Regions from separate parts of the Mus musculus genome. Here region 2 is linked to region 1. A link is a contact called in ENCODE Hi-C or POLR2A ChIA-PET data. All regions are on one chromosome and are shown on one strand. Each heading gives the region's core, a stretch centred on a gene start or an enhancer-like site at or near the end of the contact. The rest is flanking DNA. Distances are from core to core; before and after follow the strand shown. Region 1 has its middle 6.5 kb from the start of Gm40038. Region 2 has its middle 55 kb from the start of Gm40038.

Evidence for each region. Hi-C counts contacts between places; a loop is a spot of excess contacts on that map. ChIA-PET counts read pairs that join two places held with the same protein, here RNA polymerase II (POLR2A).
Region 2: a loop to region 1 is called in a map of heart, with 2.8 times the contacts of the local background. The contact joins two enhancer-like sites. A Hi-C loop is called at or near these places in 5 of 37 maps with a recorded cell type or tissue (Patski and heart). POLR2A ChIA-PET finds 5 or more read pairs at or near these places in 1 of 5 experiments (Patski).

Annotation. Positions count from the first base shown.
Region 1 is chr3:41,177,129-41,182,800 of GRCm38, forward strand. No RefSeq gene overlaps it. Among named protein-coding and RNA genes, the nearest start is that of Gm40038, 6.5 kb to the left of the region's middle. Within about 2 kb of position 3,888, at least 1 of the 3 ENCODE cell types and tissues checked has a DNase peak (open chromatin) inside an H3K27ac peak, as active enhancers do; it is heart, where a contact is called at or near this core.
Region 2 is chr3:41,225,615-41,231,225 of GRCm38, forward strand. No RefSeq gene overlaps it. Among named protein-coding and RNA genes, the nearest start is that of Gm40038, 55 kb to the left of the region's middle. Within about 2 kb of position 3,082, at least 1 of the 3 ENCODE cell types and tissues checked has a DNase peak (open chromatin) inside an H3K27ac peak, as active enhancers do; it is heart, where a contact is called at or near this core.

The sequences.
Region 1 (5,672 bases), core at 2,638-5,137:
AGAAGAGGAAGGCAATGAGGAGGAGAGGGGGCACTGAGGAGAAGAGGGGACACTGAGGAGGATAGGGGCAGTGAGGAGGAGAGGGGAGAGTGAGGAGGAGAGGGGACACTGAGGAGGAGAGGGGGCACTGAGGAGGAGAGGGGGCCCTGAGGAGGAGAGGAGGGCACACTCCTGGTCATAGGGAAAGTCTCATGCTAAAGTCAGAAGCAGCAGCTGTCTTTGCTTTTCTCTGCCTCTAAACAAGGAAACCCACAACCCCAGATAGGAAGCCAGCACTTCAGAAAGGATTGGTTGGTTGAGAGCCTTTCTCTGGAAAGAGGCTTGGAGGAACCAGGAAACCAAAATCTTTGAGATAAACCAACCTCTAGGCCTCAGCTGGCAGATCATAAGTGCCTGAGAGTCACATTTATTACTTGTGTAAAGACATAACCTTTGTGTATTTAAAAATAAGTCAAGGGGCTTCAGAGATGGCTCTTCAGTCAAGAGCATGTATCTGCTCTTCCAGAGGAATGAGTTTGATTCCCGTCTTCCACACCCAGTGCCTGACAGCTACCCTTAATGTCATCTCCAGGGGATGTGATGCCCCTGGCCTCCTTGGGCACATGTTCTCACATGCACATACCCACACACTCATAATATGATTTTAAAACTAAATTTAAAGTAAACCTCAAGGTATATGTCTCTCTTGCAGGTGTATGGATAGTCCTTGTGAACTGCTTAGAAGCAGACCCAGGAAGGCATCTTTCTGGACCTTTTCTCTAACCTGATAGTCCGCTGAGACTGCTACACTGTTGCAAATGTCTTCAGCCTTCTGAAGCATGAGAGAGGCACCTTGCAAATGTGTGTGCTGAGCAAACAGGAACTTTCTTTTGGGTAGGCAAATTCCGGGGGAAGCAGGTCCTACGTGCTTTAATAAAAACAGAGAAAAGAACACCTTAGTTTTAGAAGAGTCTCATAGTGTTCTGCATAACGTCTGGGGAATCAAGATCTGTTTTCAGGTTCCCCTGCAGTTAGACTTCCATCGATGGAGAAAGATGCTGGGACTCTTGGCATGTACCAATAATGGGCATCTATTGAGTGTTTCCGACTTGCCATCTGCCTGCCTTGTCTCTTTTGCTCTTCACAAAAGCCCTTGTGATAATCATCCCACTTTTTACAGACAAGGAACCCCAAGCTGAGACAGGGTCGGTAATTCACCACATGGACTGAGTTGCGGATTAAGCGTTGCAGCCAAGATACCCTGCTAAGTGATGATCTTGGAACACACATTGGGTGCTATGACAAAGGTAGACTTGGTTGGGACAGTTTCCCTTTCACTCTGAAGATCACTGTATGGTGGGGGTTGAATGAGCTCAGAGGGAGGGATGATGACATTATATTAGTGCCTGAGGTATTTATAGACTTCTAATCATTAAGCATAGACTCCAAGACAAGGAGTTAGGATTTCCTGTGACTTTAGCTGGAGGGCTGTCCGTGACCAGCAGTGGCAGCTAGTTAGACAAGGCAGGACAACATTGGAGAGATCCTTCATGAGCCAACAAAGGAGAAATAGGATTGACAATATCTCATGTACCCATATTCTGATTGAGAGTGTACATTTACTTCAACGCTTTAACTACTGAATTAAACAATAAGCCCACTGTAATTCTCCATGGGAACTATGGGTCTAAGAACTCTAGGAGGCTAGTCCCCTCCCTCTGTACTGTCTGAACTTGTCACAGTAGCCACAAAAATACTTGCTTTTGATCACTTCTTGTGTTTACGCTTTTTAGTAAAATAAAATTTAGCACTTAATTTAATACAGCTCCTCTTCCCTAAACTAAAAGTTATCATAGTTGCCTTCATTGGCTCCAAGAATATGGTATCTTGGTTTGCTTTCTGTCGATGTGGTAAACGCCATAACCAAAAGCATCTTGGGGTGGAAAGGGTTTTCTTAGCTTACAGGCAGTCAGTCCTTCATTAAGGAAAACAGGGTGGGAACTCAAGAAAGGAACCTAGCATCAGCAATGAAATTGAGGTCATAGTGCTGCTATCTGGCTTGCTCAACTTGCTATCTTACATAACCAGGACCACCTGTCCAGGGGTGACTCCACCCCTGTGGGCTGGGCACCCCCACATCAATTATGAGTGAGGAAAATGCACCCAGACATGCCCACAGGTCAGTCTGGAGGAAGCAATTGCTCAGTGAGGCTTCCTCTTTCCAGATGACAAGAACTATCACATACATATCATATCACATACACATATGGCAGTACATATCACACACACACACACACACACACACACACACACACACTTGCCGGCCTGATTTCAAGCCAGGGACTGAGCAGGAGATAGAGAAGGCAAAACCTCAATCCTGTGTCTATGTGTGAGTGTGAGTCCACACTGGTTAGAGGATCAGTGTGGAGAAGGGGGGCAGCTTTTGGGAATCCACTACAGCCCCTTCTTGGTCCTGCTTCTTCACTCTCTACTGTAGGCTAGCTGGCTTGTGAACTTCCTGACAATTCTCTTGTCTGCATCTTCCATCTCTTCACGTGAGTGCCGGGATTACAGATGCATGCTACCAAGTCCTGCTTATGTAGGCTCTGGGGATTGAACTCTGGCCAGCAGGCTTGTCTAGGTAGTGATTTTACCCATGGGACCATCTCCCAGGCCTAAATGCTTGATTTCTAGTGGAAGAGAGAAGCAGACCACTGTGAGATTAATTGCTATTTTAAAGGTTAATATCAATCGAGGAAAATTGAGTTAATTGAAACACTTTGTGTGGCCATGTGAAATTTCACTGGTAATATCCTTCCCAGGTTTACAGGTCTGAGTCCCTGACCTTACAGGTCTGAGAGCCTGAGGCCTGGACACACAGCAGGGTGATTAGTAACTATTGCTCCAGAAAAGGTCAAAATGCTTAGTGGATGTAAAAAGCCTCCTTTAAAATTTAATGCACTTCCTAATAGACCAGATGAAGGACTAAATAAGACATAATAAAAACAGAAATTAAAAACGCTCCATCCTCTGCACCCACGAATTCACAGCATAGGACCTATAGAAGACGAGGTTAGTCTATCCTCTAGCCAGAAGTGAGGAGGGGCCACATGAGCCCCCACCCAACCCCTAGTTGAGGAACTACTGTAGTTGATAGCATCTCGAGGAGAGAGAGTCGGTTTTCTCCAAGAGTGTGGCTCCTGATGGATCCCCCATGCTCCACTGGATGGCTGGATGGTCCCATATCCGTGATTATCAGGCTGCACATTTTTTGTTTTTTAGTTGCTTTGTTTGTTTTTTTGAGATAGGGTTCCTTTGTGTAGCCTTGGCTCCCCTGGAACTCTGTAGACCAGGCTGGCCTCAGACTCACAGACATCTGCCTCTGCTTCCCTCTTGCTGGGATTAGAAGTGTGCACCACTACTGCCCTGACAGGACAGCACAGATTTTAAAAAAGAGGTCATGAGGTTGGGAGAGGGTTGGGGGTGAATCTAGAAGGAGCTAAGGGGAACACTAAGGAGTTTACATTGAATGAATGCATGGGATTCTTAAAGATGTAATAATAAAATATGTTTAAACATTGGCCCATGATATGCAGAAGCAAACGATACAGAGTTGCTCAGGGTTACCATTTAATGACTTCAGGTTTAGGGAAGAGAGGAGTCCTAGGAAGCTCACAGTGACAGACCTCTGATAGCAAGCTCACACATATACTACCCTATCCTCCTCTACTCAGATAAACGTCTTAAAATTGGCATTTTAACAGAGAAACTGGTGCTCATGGAGGCACGACTATTAACTGACAAGCATAGAATTTCAACCCTTCAGTGGCTGACTCCACGGCTAGCACTGTTATTTGTAGCCGCCTTCTCTCTGGTAGACTTTGCCAGGATGGTGCCTGGAGTCAGGCAGGCTTATCGCCGCCAGAGAGCCTCAAAGGCACAGTCCAAAATTAGGAATGATGAGGACCGAGTTGTCTGTCATCTGGAGGTGACTGCAGCCATTTCCCTGGCCACTGTCAGCCCCTGGCAAGTACCTCCCAGACACAGGTGCTGGGTTGACACCCTGGGCTCAGCCAGATCTCATGGACAGAGCGACTCTTGGCTCTCCTCAGGTGGAATCCAGTGAGGGACCAGGCTGCCCAGTGATGAGTGATTCAGCCAACCATCTCTTCGCTTGTGTGTTGCTGCTGTCTTCCAGCTCAGATGTATTACATCGTTGGCAGATGTACTTCATAGTCTCTGTTATTTCTTCATTCAGGAAGGAATGTCACAAGCTTCAGTTAGAGGCAGAATCAAGATGTCTCAAAATGCAAGCTTCCTTTGGACACTGCTGGCTGGTTTGTTTACGTTTTCATACAGTAAGCAGCTGCTGCAAACAGCTCTTGATGCTTTTCCTTGTGCTTTTTTCTACCCGCTCTCCCGAAGCCCCCCATCATACCCTCAGACGTCCTCTCTTTCTGCTTCCTCTCGATACATCCTGCATCCCTGACAGCCTCCGACAACTGCTGCTGAGTGATTGTGTCAGCCCCATAACACAGGTGCCTGTGCTGAGTGGATTCTTTCATGGCTTCTTGGGTCAGGATGTGCAGGAAATGCTGAATATACCACAAGGAGGAGATTTGCCTGGGCTCCTTGTGTCCATGCTTCCAGCCAACATTCCCGGATTCCCGTGGATCACGCTCCAACCCAGGCCCGAATACAAATCGTGCTGCCATGTTCTTCAAGAGGTGTCAGCATTCATGAAAACTGAATATGAGTGAGTTACTCTTATTTTTATAATTTCATTTAAATAATATAGTTTATTATCATAAATTTACATGTTATTCTATTGCAAATTAAGCCATACCAGGCTTAGCTCCAAGCACAAAGTTTACCCCTTATGAATATTATTTTCACAGAGACTCTTAGGAAGGACATAGATTATATTTAAATATTTTAAGAACTCGTTTATTTTCAGAGACTTAGGGAGTGTGATTATTTGTCCTGCTCCCAAGATCCTACAAAAAATAAAAAAGCGGGGCACAGCTGGGCGGGTTGGGATAGCACCGCTAGTTTGCTTCTCAGCCATATGTGTGCTGAGTGCTTCTCTGCTGTGTCTTCCCCGTGCTAGAGTTTCAGGGACTTAGAGCGAAGCCTGGCTTCAGAACCGGTCACGTGATAGCACAGATGAGAACGGTGACAGCTGTTCAGATACATGACCCCCAAACCAAAAGACACAAGGAAGAGTGGGACTGACCTGCCACTTCAAGCAAAGCAAAATCCTCTCCGCTCCTGGCTACTCTGAGACTTTGGCCACCAACCTGGAGCCATGGTCCACTAACTGTAGTAGAACTGGGGCTCTTGCAGTTGCCACTACTCAGAGGGCCACCAGAGGGCGCTTTCCTCCTTTCAGGTTCTGCCTTACTGAACACCGCTCCTTTTGATGGATAGCACTGAGTTTCTCAGGAGCTGGGGAATTCAGCTGATGCAGCTGTGGTAGACAGCTTGGGCACGAGAAAACGTCAGTAATTTTATGTGTGTTTCTGTGTATAGTTCTTCACTTCTGTCTCCTCTGGTGAACTGTGCACTTAAGAACCAGGTCTTGTCTGTGTTTATCTCTCTCATCTGTGGCTAGCCCGGAGTCTGATGTTTAAGAGGTTTTAATAAATACTACAGAGTGTGAAGAGCTGATCTTGATACAGGTTTTAGGTTTC
Region 2 (5,611 bases), core at 1,832-4,331, 48 kb after region 1:
TTAGCAAGGCTTGTCAGCCCACTGCTCTAGAGAGCACGGACAAAATTTACAAAAATGCCCACGTTTGCTGAATGGGATGTGCCTTATCCACCGCTTCTCACTTGGAACTAAATAAACAGGCTTGTTCTTAATAGTCAGTCCTCCTTATCCACAACTTCTCTATCTGAGGGATCAACTAGGTGGAGGAGGAGGAAGAGGAGGAGGAGGCGATGGAGGAGGAGAAGGATGAAGAAGAGGAGGAGGAGGTGGTGGAGGAGGAGAAGGAAGAGGAGGACGAAAAGGAGGAGGAGGAAGAGATGGAAAAAGGAGAGCAGATGCTTGGCATGTATAGTACCCCCTAGTGATTTGCACAGCATTTACACTGTGTTATAAGGAACCAAGAGAAAGGATGTGGAAAATTGTGTGTCCCTTATACACAAATATTCCATTTCATATATGGATTTGAGCTTTGATGGGTTTTAGTATGTGCTGGGGTGCTGGAACCTATCCTCCAGGGATGCTGAGAGATGTGTGTGTGTGTGTGTGTGTGTGTGTGTGTGTGTGTGTACGTGTGTGTGTTGGAGATCAAGCACAGGTCTTTGCTTATGGGCTGCACCGCAGAGCAACGCCCCGACCCCACTCTGAGATAACAGGAGACACTCCTGAGATTTGAAACTCAGAAAACTCTTGTGTAAATGCCTCTTTATTATTTTTTTTGCATGTGTATGTGTGTTGTATGAATGCTTTTTTTTTGAATGTTCACATCCATGTGCATGTAAGGTTCAAAAGTTGATACCAGGTGTCTTCCTGACTGTTTCCTCCGTGTTCCCTGAAGCAGGTCCTTGATGGGTCCAGAGCTCATCAATATTGCCTATCATAGCTCCCTTCAGTGTTCTGGAGACCCTGTCTCTGTCTCCCAAGTGCCAGGATTAAAGGTGACTAGGTGACTATTTTACCCGTCTGGCTTTAATGTGGGTTCTGTGGATCCAAACTCCGGCCCTCACAAACGCACAGGGGCAGTTTGTCCACCGAGTCACCTTCTCAGTCCCCAAAGCCAGTGTTTCTTCTCCAACTGAAAGGCTTCCACTTATCTCCTGGGTTGGATGCATCTCGGTCCCAGAGCTGTAGCCATCTCTTTTCTATACATTTCCTGAAGCCGAAAAGAAAGACAAGCATGGCTTAATAAAGCCACAGCAGGGGTCTGAAGAATCAGCGAGTGCCCACTGATGCCCATAGGGGCAACTTGGAGCCAAGCCACTCCATGGAAGACCTTCTGCAGGTAGTTATTTTTGGATAACAATCTAAGATGTGTCAAAGCAGAAACAGAAATAACTGGAGGCAGAAACCATGGCTTGCTGCCTTGAAGTCATGTGTGTCCTATGGTTGATTTCAGCTTTTTTGTGACACGGTCAAAAGATCTCAGGATTTAATGCCTCTCTTCGCACAATCTCTCTCCCCTGGGGACGAGGGAACTGGGCCAAAACATTCTATAGAACCAGCACTCTAAGCAGCAGCCTCTATAGCAACAGAACAGGTAGGGAACAGCTGCAGTGGTTTCTGTCCAATTTTCCTTCCAAATAATCCAGATATCTAAGAGATAAGAAAACACAAATACCAAAAATCTCACTAGAATTCTGGATTAACGACAGCTCTGTCTTGTCTCCATTTTGATACACCAGCTGATAATTGGACTATAGCTGGGTCTAAAAATAACACACAGTATATTAAAATAATATTCCTAGGCTACATTTCCAAAGTGGTATTCTGGGACTTCTGTGCATTAATCCTGTAACAATAACAGGATTTGTGCTTTCACCTCCCCTGGCGTAGCTTTGAAAATCTAGCCCAAAGCAGCTAACATTGCTGTTTAAATCTTCCTTTCACATCTGCAGGGAAATGTGGAGATTAAAAAAAATATATGACAAGCCAACAGCTAAAATGACCTATACTTGGGAGAATCAGAGAAACACCTATTTCCTCTCAGGAACTGGGCCAATCAATATAAATATTTCAAAAGGACCATCATGCAATGAAAGCCTTGGAATTTGTATCCTACTTCAGAACACCCTAGATATTTCCAATGTGGACACATCCAGTTTTCCACTGGGGAGGGGGATGTTGTGATGGCTGAGCTGGGATGCTCTCCAGTGAATGAGTACAGGAGACTGTATTTATGTGTGCCTGTGTGGGTGTATACATGCATGTTAGTGTGTATATGAGCCTCTGTGTGTGTGTGTATTAAAGAAAGAGAGGATATGTGTGTGTGTGTGTATATATATATATATATATATATATATATATATTTATATATTTGAATGAATACATGAGCCCTGTGTGCATGTATGCTTGGGTATATGTGTATGTATATATGTGTGAACATCTGTGTGTGCTTCTGCATATATATGTATATATGTATATGTGTGTATGTATATATATATATGAGAGAGAGAGAGAGAGAGAGAAAGAAAATATATATCTTTGTGTGTATGAGCCTCTGTGTATATGTGCCTGTATGTATCTGTATGAGAGTAAAATTGAGCCTATGTGTATGTACCCCAAAATGTGTATATAAGATTGTGTGTGTATGTGTATGTCTGAGTGCATGTGTGTGAGTGGATGTGTGTCTGTGTGTGTAAGGATGGGAAAGAAGGCTGCCATTACTCTCTATGTTGAAACTTAGGTGAATCTCGGGGATTAGGTGTTACTGCTCACAGTGGCTAAGAAACTGCACATCCTAAAATCTGCACACAGTTCTAAATTGAAGCTCTAAATAGCACTGGATTGAAGTGACAGGAGTGTTTCGACAATACCATTAATTGCATTCCACTAATTGAGAAGAGCTTTTGTGCAGTTAGGTTTGTGGTGGGCTGGATTTAGTCATTTAGGTGCCCCTCAGGCTGCCTCTGCTTTCCGCCTGCCATGCCTTTGAAATTCTAAAAAGGAAAAGAAGGCCAACATGCAGAGCAATTATTTCAGAACAGATTGCCCGGTAACATTTCATATTATCACTGAAATCCATCCTTTCTGGGACAGAGTCTTGCTCTGGCCATGAACATCCAAGAGATGGCAGCACCCCTGCTCTGATGACTGGCTGTGTCCCTCCAGACAGCTCACCGCAGAGGTCTTGTCATTGCGTCACCTGAAAGCCAGTTTAGAGGGTGGAGGTGGGGGAGGCATAGCATTCTCAGCTCTCAGTTCTTCTGGAGAGTTCCGGAAACAGGCGCGTTGACTGTTTGAAACGTATTTGAAAAGGGTTTCTTTTTTTTTCCCCTTGAAATCCCCTGTTCTGTGCCATATCTTTCTAAGACCACTTAGGTGTTCCCTGGCTTTCTCCTGGAGGGAGGAAGGAAGATCTGCAGTTGCCAGGGATCCCCTGAGCCTTATTTTCAATTCCTGTCCTTCCTTTTTATAAACATGGGGAGGTGGGAATTGCATTATTAGCAATTGCGCTTTGAACATGTATGTGTTCAAGGCACTTAGCTCAGCATTGAGAATGTGACACAGCCTACATCAGGACAGCTTTTTTTCTTCCCCACCGACTCTCTCAGCAACCCTTCTCCCAATCTCCTGCTAAAAATATTCTGCAGAGCAAATAGATGTTGAGACAGCGTCAAACCCTGCAGGAATGAGTGACAGTATAACCTGCCATGCTAAGTATCAGATGCCTGACACGAAAAGCATTTGCTGACATACACGAGGGAGCGTCAAGGCTGGGTAGACAGGTCAGCGTCTAGGTCTCTGGGACCCACCCTTCTTCATGTATCCTGCCTGAATATTTGGAGAGCAATTGCTGGGACACACTGAGGTGGCCTGCTGACAGGGTTTTGAACGTGATTCAGGGGCAAGACTGTTATGGATAACTAGTGTCCCATGGCAGGCCACAGCACCTAGGACCTAGGGCCAACTCAGGGACTTCCTATGTCCACCTTATCCATTACAGAGGCTAGGACTCTGTGTCCATCATTGTGGGATCCCACTTGACTTGGCTTTGACCCAGCATCTTCTCATTGGCTCATTTCTTCAGCCTTGTGACCTCAACAATCTGTCCTCAGTCCAGGAACACGGCCACATGGTTTGTGTTTCCTGTATACAGCGTTTCAGTGTCTGATCTATGAAGCTGTTACTCAATGACTACACACTCAAGATTTCCAGTTGATGGTCAGGGCAAGGAGGAAGAGGAGAATGAACTGGCACACTACACATCTGTCTGTAGAGAGCTTTGGAGCCAGGCCACCAGAGGAATGCTGCCCAAGCATCATCACCTTCAGAAAGAGCTGCCCTTCTTCTCAGGAGGAATGTTGAAGACACTGGCAAATTACTGAGAGTGATAATGTTCTCCCAGGCTCAGCAATGGTGGGCACCCTGCTATCATTCTCTGACGGGTTTCTCAGACTTGAGGACAGTTGAACTCTTTAAATATCTGTCTGTCTATCTATCTATCTATCTATCTATCTATCTATCTATCTATCTATCTATCTATCCATCCATCCATCCATCCATCCATCCATCCATCCATCCATCCATCCATCTATCTATCTATCTATCTATCTATCTATCTATCTATCTATCTATCTATCTATCTATCTATCTATCTATCATCTATATCTATCTATCTATCTATCTATCTATCTATCTATCTATCTATCTATCTATCTATCTATCTATCTATCTATCATCTCTATCTATCTATCTATCTATCTATCTATCTATCTATCTATCTATCTATCTATCTATCTATCTGTGTGTGCCTGCTTGTTTGTATGTGCATTACATGTATCAATGTGCTCTTGGAGGCTAGAAGAGGGTATTGGATACCCTGTAACTGGAGTTACAGGTATTTGTAAGCTGCTGCGTGGATGCTGGGACCCAAATGTTGGTCCTCTGCAAGAGCAGCAACTATTCTTAGTCACTGAACCACCTTTGCACAGCCCAGAGGGTTGAACTTTTTTTTTTTTTTCCTTTTTTGGTTTTTTGAGACAGGGTTTCTCTGTGTAGCCCTGGCTGTCCTGGAACTCACTTTGTAGACCACGCTGGCCTCGAACTCAGGAATACTCCTGCCTCTGCCTCCCAAGTGCTGGGATTAAAGGCATGTGCCACCACTGCCTGGCCTGAGGCTTGAACTCTTAACTCTCCATGTTTGTGGAAATTCAGTCATCCACAATCATCTAGTCTTCAATGATTCCAGACAGCTGAAGTGCAGAACCTCTGTTTTAACTGTGGTGGCATGTAACTTTGCACAACATGTGTTTGTTTGGGTTGGGAGAGATTAGATACCAGTCTCTGTGTAATAAGCAAATCTTCCTCAGTGACACTTAATACTTTGTTTAAGAGACAGGTCGAATACTACTGCTCGGTGCCCATGGTGAATATGGCAATCAGTGCATTGGTTGTTGCCCAGTGAGTTGGCCACAGCCCTGGCTGGTAGAGCCAAGCCATCTGGAGCAGGGGCACACAGTTCATGGTAGACACAGGCCAGAGAGATGCTATGGCCTCATGGCCCTGCTCTGCTTTCCTCCAGGCATCTCCTTGTCATGCCGAGGGACTCTGGCAAAGCAAGGCAGGCCCCACAGACAGAGTGTTAGTGTTTGGTCTTTTCCACTTGCACCCCAGGACTGGGAAGTGCTCTCTTCTC